Linked DNA regions of Mus musculus: region 1 is linked to region 2. A link is a loop called in an ENCODE intact Hi-C map of the cell type or tissue named here. Cell type or tissue: heart. All regions are shown on one strand.

Region 1 (5,000 bases), 480 kb before region 2:
AAGAAAAGCAACAAATGAATAGATAAGGAACATCTATATATAGATGAGTCAAAGGAGTAAAATGTGATATGCACAGTCTGAAGATTTGCACAAATTAAATGTTGAAAGGGAATCTCAAAGGAGTTACAGTGGCATGTTCATATGATTGTACCCTGCTTTAATGAATTTGAAAATAATATAACATAAGTATTTTCAAATAGGGATGGCTTTTCTCCTTGCAAGTGATGTTTGACAATGTCTAGAACAATTTTCGCTACCATAGCCTGAGTATGCATGTTGTGAAGTTGGCATCACATCTGGCACATACAGGCTAGGGATGCTGCTGTACAATATGCAGGACAACTTTATACACTAAAGAATAATTAGATATAAGTGTCAATAATGTCAATGTGGAGACACTCTGAGCTGATGAACTTCTAATTCAATATTTTTTAATTCAAAATTTGAGTAATTATTTTAAACATTATTATCAGGCATGACCACATGAGATCTTAACAAGATTGAAGTCTCCCTTAGCTTAATGATAGATAGATGTCTTCATTTTCAGAGCAAGGAATTTCTATAAGAGGTGCAATACCTTGGGAGTATTTCAATTTTCAACAAGGTCTCAAAGGAAGCAGAGGCTGCTGTATTGTCAGAATGTACCTCAGTGGTTCTCTGATTATCTTTTCCCTATCAAATTCATTGCCACCTTCATCGTCACCTGAGAACTCACTGAAAGTGGAAGTGGTGGGGTCCAGTTCTAGACCTGAGAAATCAGAAAGGATCTGATTATGTCCCCAGGTGGTGCTGACATCATAGATAAGTTCAAAACCATTGCTTTAGCTAAAGAGTTATGGGAAGGAATGCAAAGGGACAGATAGCAAGGGTTTCTTAAAGAAGTCCTAAGTTTGAATCACTCAAGAATATGAAGATAAGGTCACTGAGGTATCTTATTGACCAAAGGCACTTTCTGTCAAACCTGAGGACCTGAGCTCAATTCCTGAGAGCTACATGATAGAAGAGAACTGACTTTCACAAGTTGTACTCCCACTTCCCCATGCAGTATTGTAACCCTCTCCCATCAACAAAATAAATAGATGTAGTATAAAGGAATTAAAGAACAGCAAGCTTCCCTAAGCTTGACAGATTAAATGTTTGTGCTAGGAATTTTTGCTTTTTATCTTGATTCTGGTATTGGCAATGATGTCATAAATCTATAAAGTTCAAGACCAGTAGTTAAAACCATGCAAAGATTTCTAGATCTAAATGTTTCCATTTGTCAGATTTCAGACCCGGGGTGATTGAATGCCTGCTTTTAAAATATTTTCAGCACAGCCAGTCTTTTGGTTATAAAGAGAACAGTAGCTCAGTTTAGTTACCTGCGAACTCACCTCAGTGTCAAGCTTTGAAAATGCATCCTTGTGCAAGGTCATCCTTTGTGCACCTTGGAAACATGATGGAAAGAGTGTAGAAAAGCACACATTTGTGCAAATCTGGCTAGGCATTTAGAGCACTTGGAATTTTACACCCTGGTAAATGTCCCTTTAACAAGCTCCAAAGCAAGATGCTTCTCCATTACTTTTTGAAACATCTATTCTTAAAGAAAATTTAAAACACAGTGGAAGAGTAAGAGGAAGCCTTCTTTTGTGCTCCTTAATAGGATCCTAAATAACCCTGGAAGCAACGTATCTTCCTGGAGGCACAGTTGAAAGCTGAGCACAGATTGAAGCTAGACAAGAGAGGGCATTAACGCCTCTGTTTCAGACAGAGCCCCGTGTTACATTTGTCTGCTGAGCCTGGAGATCAAGACATCTCCTAGCACCTTAGCATCCACGTCAATAAGTTTATGAGAAGTAACATAGATTCAGCCTCTATTTGCACATGATGTATTTTTGTTAATCAAGTCTGGAACATCCTACCACACATTTTTTTTCAATTGAATTAGTAGTGTTGCTAATTTAATTGTATCTCATGCTTACAGACAGAACGAATAAAAGTAGGCTGCATGTAAAATACCAATAGCTTCCTTTGATAATACTCCAAACATAATGAAAAAAGAATGAAAAATGAAGCAATGTCTAGTCAGGCTTGAAAAATATTTTATATTCAAGGAGTCTGCCAAAATGTTAACATAAGGGAACAATATCATCAGACAAAAGGAGAAAAATAACTACTAAAGCAATTAGTGACAATATGTAGAATGCCTAGCTTGTTTTAAAAATTATACCACTAACATATGATAATTTCAAAAAGTGTTTACTGTTCTAATTTTATTTAAATCAAGACATGATACTCTGCTTTGTATACTGTAATCTTGCCACTTAAAAAATAATTTAATTAGCATGGATTATAAACCAATGTTTTCTCAAAAATCAAGTTGGGTAATAAAGGGTTCCTTGTGCTAAATAGGATATTTCCTATACAAGTTTTTTGCATGAGACTAATTTTTTTTTAAATAATTAGCACAGCTCTCTCTAGTGTGAATTAAAGATTAATTAATACAATGTCATATGCACAGCTGAGGAATAACATACAAATATAAATTAGTGAACTGATTTCCTCCACCAAACTGGTTTTGAAAGCAGCAAAAATTACACTTAATGTTTGAAAGATGTCCCATCATCCCAAACACTAGGTTCATGAGCTCCCAGCCTTCAATGGGAAAATTAACATTTACCTTATTTTACTAGTTTATGTGTACATAAATTTCATCAGAAAAAAACTTTCTGGGATGAATGGGAAACATTTCATAGAAAGGGACAAGAACAAAGAGAAGCAAGGCAGCCAGACAGCCAGCACCAAGCCTATCTTGGAATTCAATTTTGTAGACAGAATCTAATCCCCCAGCACCTCTAACGACACAAAGACCTCCCTCTTAGAACCACAGAAGCTGCTCCTCTGCAGAAATGTATTTTTTCCTATTCTTTTTTACTTTTTGAGGATTATGTGTTCGGGTCGAGGACGTAAACAAAGTGAGTGGGGGGGGGGGGGGGCGGGCGGGGGAGAGTTTTGTTGAATTCGTGGCGACATCGAGAATCAATGAAGGTATAATGGTGCCCTCTGCTGGGAAGTATAAGTAATGCCGTCTGGTAAATTTTCATCTGGAACTGGAGTAATTACTCTGGTTGGGGTGGGATGGGGTATTCCCAAGGATGTTTCTGGAACAAAACGTCCCTACAAGTACTCTACAAAAAAGTAGTTGCAAAAACCCCAAACCACATGAAATTAGCTTGATTTTGAGTTGACACTGGAATCTGAAACCAGCTGTATTTCATCCTAGAACATTAGTGCTATAAACCCTTCATCAAACCTGGAGACAATTATTTTCTCACTATCTGGACAAGACCACATTTCCAGTGCCTGAATTTTTCCAGGGAAAAATTTGCCTTTTGTACAGTACCATTCTCTCCAACTTGCATAAATAAGCCTTGCTGAAGAATGCCCCCAAGTGACACTCCTTTCTCATTAAAAAAAGAAATCACATAAGAAATTTGTCACAGAAAGCACACATCACACTGACATTCCTATTCTCCCTTGAAATGCTTGGTAGTAAGTTTTTAAAACGTGATTTGAGCCTATTCAGGATAATTGTGCTATTTCGTTGAAGGCACCATTTCGTCTTCCAATTGCCTCAGTGCTGGGTATACAACAGAATTCTTAACTACTTGTAAGGTAAAGTGGCTAAGTTCCAGTAAAATGAGGGCTGTGGACACACAATGCATGCTGATCAAACTTCAGTTAAAAAGCTGACTGTTGGTTGGGCAATCTTCAATGGTGTCCACTAACTTATAAGGGAACCACTTATTTAAATAAAAGAACTAAATAAAAAAGAACCAAAAGTTCTGAAGGCATTTAAAAAAGACAAAGAATTAAACCATATCTTCTGTGTTTTGTAACTTAGTTAAAATACCAAACCATGATTACAGAGGCCAAGACTAGGCCTCTGGTTGATTAGCTGAATGTCTAAGCAGTGTATTCATTTTTTATTCATGTGAGAGGTAAACTTCTAGATGTTACCCCTGCGGAAATTGCACAGGGCACCATGAAGGGCCTTGAACTCCATTTTATACTTTGTTATCACTATTTGGAATTACCATTTTTATAAAAAAAGACACTATATTTCAATTTTTTCTAGGTTCTATAAGTTATATAATGTCTTCTACATATACTGATTGTACATGTTGCTTATGAGTGCCGAATAAAATGGTGTTCATACAGTAATGTATGTAGTTTGGTACCTATACCTGAGAACTTGGAAAATGTATGTCCAAGCAACAATATAGTAAAGAGACCTACATGTGCTGTAGTTCAGAAAATAATGGCACGATCTTTTCCTTCTGGAAAATTCCTTACATGGATCATATATGGAGTGTCACTTGAGCTGAGATTTTCAGAAATATTCTTTTATGCTTATTGCTCTATAGAACAATGGAAAGGCAAGTAAAATACATAGCTGGGTTTCTCGTTTTGCCATCTGGTTCACCTTGTGCTTTCACTGTTCTCATCAGTCCTGTTAGGTGACGTTGACTATGCCATCACGATTTCAGTGCTTCCTTAATTCACAAACATGGCTCTTCATACACAACAGCTTAAGTATTGAATTGTACACTGTATTTCTACTATGTTACGGATCCTAAAGAAAAAAAATGCTAGCACTTTAAAAATCAGAAGCAATCATGAATTCATGTGCCTGCTGCGAGCTGCATCTAAGCTGTCATGTGAAATCATGACAAGGCTTCATTGGATCACCTCATTTTCTAAGGAGGTCATTCCATTATGTTACAGCCTCACCGTGCTTAAACAATGGCTGTGAACTCCAAATCCATAGTGTTACATAAACAAGTCAGGGAACATTTCCCGGAAATGTGAGTCATTCACTTCTGAATACAGAAATAAAAAATAACCACATTTTTTTCTCTCTCACTTAAGGATAACTTCACTGAGACACTGGAGGTGGCAAAGTTCCATCAATAAATCCAGCTGTGTCTGTATTTGAGCCCCAAAAATCTCAAACATGG
Region 2 (5,000 bases):
TTTCGATTCTGGAATGCTAATTGCTTAGGAAACCCCCATCATCTAACAAAGCTGGGGGAACTTTTCAAAGCACCATGGTCATGGCTAACAGACACATAAAACCAAATATTTCTTTGTTACAAGACCTTTTCTGTACAAATCTGTAGTGAAACCTGAATGTATTTGAAATAGCTCCAAACAGAAATTTCTTCTTCAATCAAGTTTTCACTATCAGTCTCCCCCCCATCAATCTCTATCAAATAATGTTTAAAATCAAACATGATTTAGAGTATCTCTTTAGATGAAGTGTACTGTTAGTTGATCTTTAAATTATTTGAATACAGATTCCCAAAGAACAAAGCCTTCGTTCAGCACTTTTGTATTCCCAGCAGTATCTAAAATACCTGGTATGTTATATGTTCTCTGACCCGCTGTGGAACTAGTGATATTGTCTTTATACCCAAGGCATACCAATTCTCTGTTCTCTGGCCGTGATCCTGAGAGAGAGAGACCTCCTACTGCCTCCGATCTTGGAAAACCTTAGAATCTCAGGAACAAGAAAGGTATGATTCTTCTAATCAATTATATTAAAAAGTGAGAACTGTGGGAGATAACCGGAAATGGTTATGAGGATCTCTATGAGAGAAGGCAGAGTGTAAGAGAAGCAATAATTGTGGGATAGAATGGATAATTGTGACACAATAAAGAATTTTGAGGAAGGATATAGAATTTAGAAAGGGCCAAAGGGCCGGGGAAAAGAATTAAATATTTTAAAAGTGGAGACAACATGAACATGTTGAACGAGAGAAGAATTGTAGAACACATAGGAAAATTTAAAAAAAATGTATAACACAAATTTTAAAATGTTTTAACACAAATAGATAATATATATTATGCAATTACGTTGTTACCTGTGAAATCATAGACGCAGAAACATCAAAACAGAATTAACAGACTAGATTTATGTATTCCCAACCTATGGCTCACGATCTGTAAATCAGATATTTACATTATTATTCATAACAGTAACAAAATTATAGTTATGTAGTGGTAACAATAATTTTATACTTGCGAGGATCATCAGAACATGAAGATCTGTATTAAAGGGTTGGAGCTTTGAGAGGTTAGAACCACTGCCTTAGAAGAAGTTGTACCACTTGGACCGACAATGCTCCCCACAAGAACCAAAGACTAGCAAAAAACCAGACTATCACTGAAGAGGGGGCATAACACTTTAAGATCCAGAGTACCAGGAAGTCTGCTGTGGACCAACGCTCCTAGAAATGTCTTCATAAAGAAGACCTAAACAATGGTCACATTAATATGAAAGGGGGCCATTTTCATGGGGTCCCACAGAACTCAAAGCAGGAACCTGAAGCCACCAAGGAATCAAAAGCCATGGAGGCCATGGAGGTACACCACATACTGGCTTGCTTGGTCCCATGGCTCACTTTGCTTTCTTAATATAAGCTAGCCCATCGGTGGTACCGGATACAGATATGGAGAAAATGTCCCCATAGGCTTGCCCACTGGGCCGTCTGATGAAGACAGTGACTCCATTCAAGTTAACAAAAACCTAACCAATACAATAACCATCTCCTATCTGCTGGTTTACCCTACACAAGTAATATAAAAACGTACTTTGTGTAATATGAAATATACTACTTAGATGAAGGCTGTGAATTCCATGGAGTACACTCACAACGGTTGCCAGAGTCCTTGAAAGGACTAGGCGGTGGAAGTTTAAGTGCGTCTACTTAATTATAGCACTTTATTCCACAAATAAGCACAAATATCGCTTGTTCATTAAAAAATACAAGTTGAGCGGGCGGTGGTGGCGCACGCCTTTAATCCCAGCCTTCAGGAGGCAGAGGCAGAGGCAGGCGGATTTCTGAGTTCGAGGCCAGCCTGGTCTACACAGTGAGTTCCAGGACAGCCAGGGCTACACAGAGAAACCCTGTCTCGAAAAACCAAAAAAGAAAAAATACAAGTTGACCTTTCAAGAACCTAAGGAGATGACTTAGAAAAACACAGCGACGTGCCTTACCCCTCGGAAGCGACACCCCGCGGTTCCCTAACTTCTCACCCTGAGCGGCTTACCGGCCGGCCGGCGGAGTTAAAAAACACCGCCTGGCCCGTAGGGGCGGAGACGGAGAGAAGGCTCGGGCGCCTATAGGCCGCGGAGCGAGAAGGGGTGGACCGACCCGCCCTTAAACACACCGCCCCGCACGTAGGGGCGGAGACGGAGAGAAGGCTCGGGCGGCTCGAGGCCTCGGAGCGGAAGGGGGTGGGAGCGATCCGCCCGACCTGACGACCGTTCCTCTCCTCAGCGCGAGCTTGCCTCGTGCTCCCGGAAGTCCCGCCTTCGGAACAGGAAGTAACGGCGCCCGAGAACGCCGGCTGTGACCGGACGTTAGCGGTGACCCCGCGTGAGGAAAAACCGCGGGTGCAGCCGAGCGACTTCGGCTGGGCGGTTCGACGCGCTCGCGGCCGCGCCGCGCGGGACAAGTCGGAGCGGAGACTTGGGGGCAGGGCGGCGCCCGGGTTCGGCTGGAGCCGGCGGCTGCCGAGTGAGTTCGGCTGGGCAGGTTGACGCGCTCGGGGCCGCGCGGCGCGGGACAGTCGGCGAGGTGACTTGGGGACAGGACGGCGTCCGGGTCCGGCTGGAGCCGGTGCACTGTGCAGACCGCGGTGCCGGTGGGACGCGCATAGACGGGAAGGCAACACTGGTGGCTTCCTGCCCTTCGCCGCTCCTTGCCTCCCGTTTTGGTGACTTTTTTTTTTTTAACCTTCCTATTTTCCCTGAGGCGCCTGCCCTACTGGGAACACGGGTTCGAGGCTAGTTCAGTGTATTTTCCCTTGGACCCCACCATCAAGACTACACCCGTCTTCACGACGTGGTTGCATCTTACAAGTTTCCAGACTCTGGCACGGGTCCCCAAATGGTGGCATAGGCTTCAAGGTATTTTCCCAATGGAGGCACTGTTTTCAAAGTGTCCCCTCACCACCCCCCACCCCCACCCCCGAACCAGTGCCCTACCTCTTACTCTCCCAAGGGATGGTGAAAAAAAGCCAGGGCCAGCCAGGATCAGAATAACAAGGGGATATCAACTGTTTAGCCTCCACGTTTTAATCTGATTTCTTGCTTTGGCAGCTGGGTATTTTAGATTGGGAGTGACCCCTGTGATTCCAGCCATGGGTGCCTCAGCATCTTCTCCTGCTACTGCAGTAAACGCCTCGAATGCTTCAGATGGTCAGCCAGCTTCACCACCTTCAGGATGCCCGATGCATAAAGGGCAAAGGAAAGGTAACTTGCCTGTCTCGAAAATTAAAAGAAAGCTAGTGATTCTAGAGCGGTGGTTCTCAAACCTTCCTAATGCTGGACCCTTTGACCCAGTTCTGCACGTTGTGGTGACTCAACCACAACATTATTTTCCTTTCAACGTCATTACTGTAAGTTTGCTTCTGTTCTGACTCGTCATGGAAATATTGTTGGAGATAGTGCGTTGCCAGAGGGGTCAACCCACAGGCTGAGAGCCACAGTTCTAGAGTTGTAGCTTGGTAGTGAGGCTTGCAAAGCGGGACTAAGGCACTCTGGGGCTGGTCCAATTTGGCTGCTCACTAGATATTATCATAAACAATTTTTTTTATATCTCACAGTCTGTCATCTATGCAATTTTTCCTTAAATCAGCCTTGTCTTTCCAAAGTTTACCAGTGCCTACATCAGTGGCTTTCAGCTATGCATGTAAAGAGCCATCATTGAATACATATTTTGGTTCTCACAACTGAGAGGAAATGGTTCTGCTGACATAGACTGGGGTGGTATTAGATAGTGCTAAATAGACATCATACAGCCTCAGACATGGAGTCTTTGGTCCATAAATAGTAAGGGTGCCAGAGCTGAATAAACCTCGGTGTAGCTGTTTGAAATACACTACTCCCATATCTGTTAAGGTCTTCATCTAGGTCAAAATCAGCCTTCACCAAGTGAATTTATAGAGCATTATGTCAGTGCTAGGCTGGAAACAAAACAGTTCTTTAATGAGTGCATGTCTGCTGTAGACAGTTGAGACCGGGACAGTGTTGTATGCTTACTGAATGTGCATGTTGTTGGGTCCTCATGCTTCCAGTGTCACCATTCCTCTTTCTCTCCTCGAGCCAACTTTCTCCAAGAGGTCAGCACTTATCCTGTGACAAGCATTGCTGGGTTTTGTTTCTTCACTGAGAGAGAAGTAGATATAGTAGACAAAAATTCTTTGCCCAGGAGAGTTTACATTATCATGTCTATAAACCAGTGTGACTGTTTTATAGCCAAGGAAAGAAACTAAAGCTCAGAGTAATTTATGTACTTCAAGTCATGTAGCTAGTAAGTGGCAAAGTTGGTGAAAATTCTGTGACCTTGGACAAGGACAGATCCCATGGTCTCCTAGTATTTCTCCTAGAAGTTGAGACAAATCAGACAAAGCACGTGTGTCTTTGCTCTGAGCTTCTTTCCTCAAGTAGTTCTCTGCATGATTTATATTTTATCTATTTTAAAGACTTGTCATCCTGGTTTATTTGCATTAGTAAGAATGTGAGTGTTTGTAGGAGACTAAAGGGCTTCCTGGTTATATGATGTGGAAACTGTAACGCTGTTTTCTTTCTAATAGCCATCTGGGATGGATGCTCTAGGAAGATTGGTGCTTTTAATGATGCAGAGGGAGATAGAGCAGCTGTGTTCTCGCTCCTAAAGTGAACAGCTGCGTGCAGTTTTGGGAATAAGGCCTGGTAGAAGAGGCCAAAGGAGTAAATAGAAATTTGTCTTTCTATATAATAGTATTCATGATATTCATAATTTCCTCTTGGTCCCTGGAAAAAGGAAGGATTTCATAACAGAAGTGGCTTTTTATTCTGGGACACAGATCTTTAAGTACCTTCCCATTCACCTGCTGCTTAGACCGGCTTCTTGGTCTCCACACCTGCCTGGATTAGTACCCTAGGAGCTTGGGCATTAACTTGGGATTGACTCAAGGAGACTATC

The links. Peaks named below come from ENCODE experiments on the same cell type or tissue, not always from the same donor. Only the 100,000 strongest peaks of a DNase experiment are listed, where the experiment ranks them.
Region 1: a loop joins it to region 2, with 4 times the contacts of the local background. A loop is called at or near these places in 11 of 42 quality-filtered maps.

The regions. Positions count from the first base shown.
Region 1 is chrX:169,797,166-169,802,165 of GRCm38, reverse strand. It overlaps a transcript of Mid1 not described here. Among named protein-coding and RNA genes, the nearest start is that of Mid1, 80 kb to the left of the region's middle. In heart, CTCF peaks have their summits at 2,867 and 3,072 (motif pointing left); no DNase peak of the experiment used is centred here; H3K4me3 peaks cover 494 bases; H3K27ac peaks cover 509 bases.
Region 2 is chrX:169,317,724-169,322,723 of GRCm38, reverse strand. It overlaps Hccs (holocytochrome c synthetase), which reads left to right and starts at 2,352. Exons shown (of 7, transcript NM_001331049.1): 1 at 2,352-2,748; 2 at 3,134-3,286. The coding sequence starts at 3,175. It overlaps Gm15246 (predicted gene 15246), which reads right to left and starts at 2,329. Exons shown (of 6, transcript NM_001361166.1): 1 at 2,027-2,329. In heart, no CTCF peak of the experiment used is centred here; a DNase peak (open chromatin) is centred at 2,243; H3K4me3 peaks cover 2,355 bases; H3K27ac peaks cover 1,459 bases; H3K27me3 peaks cover 406 bases.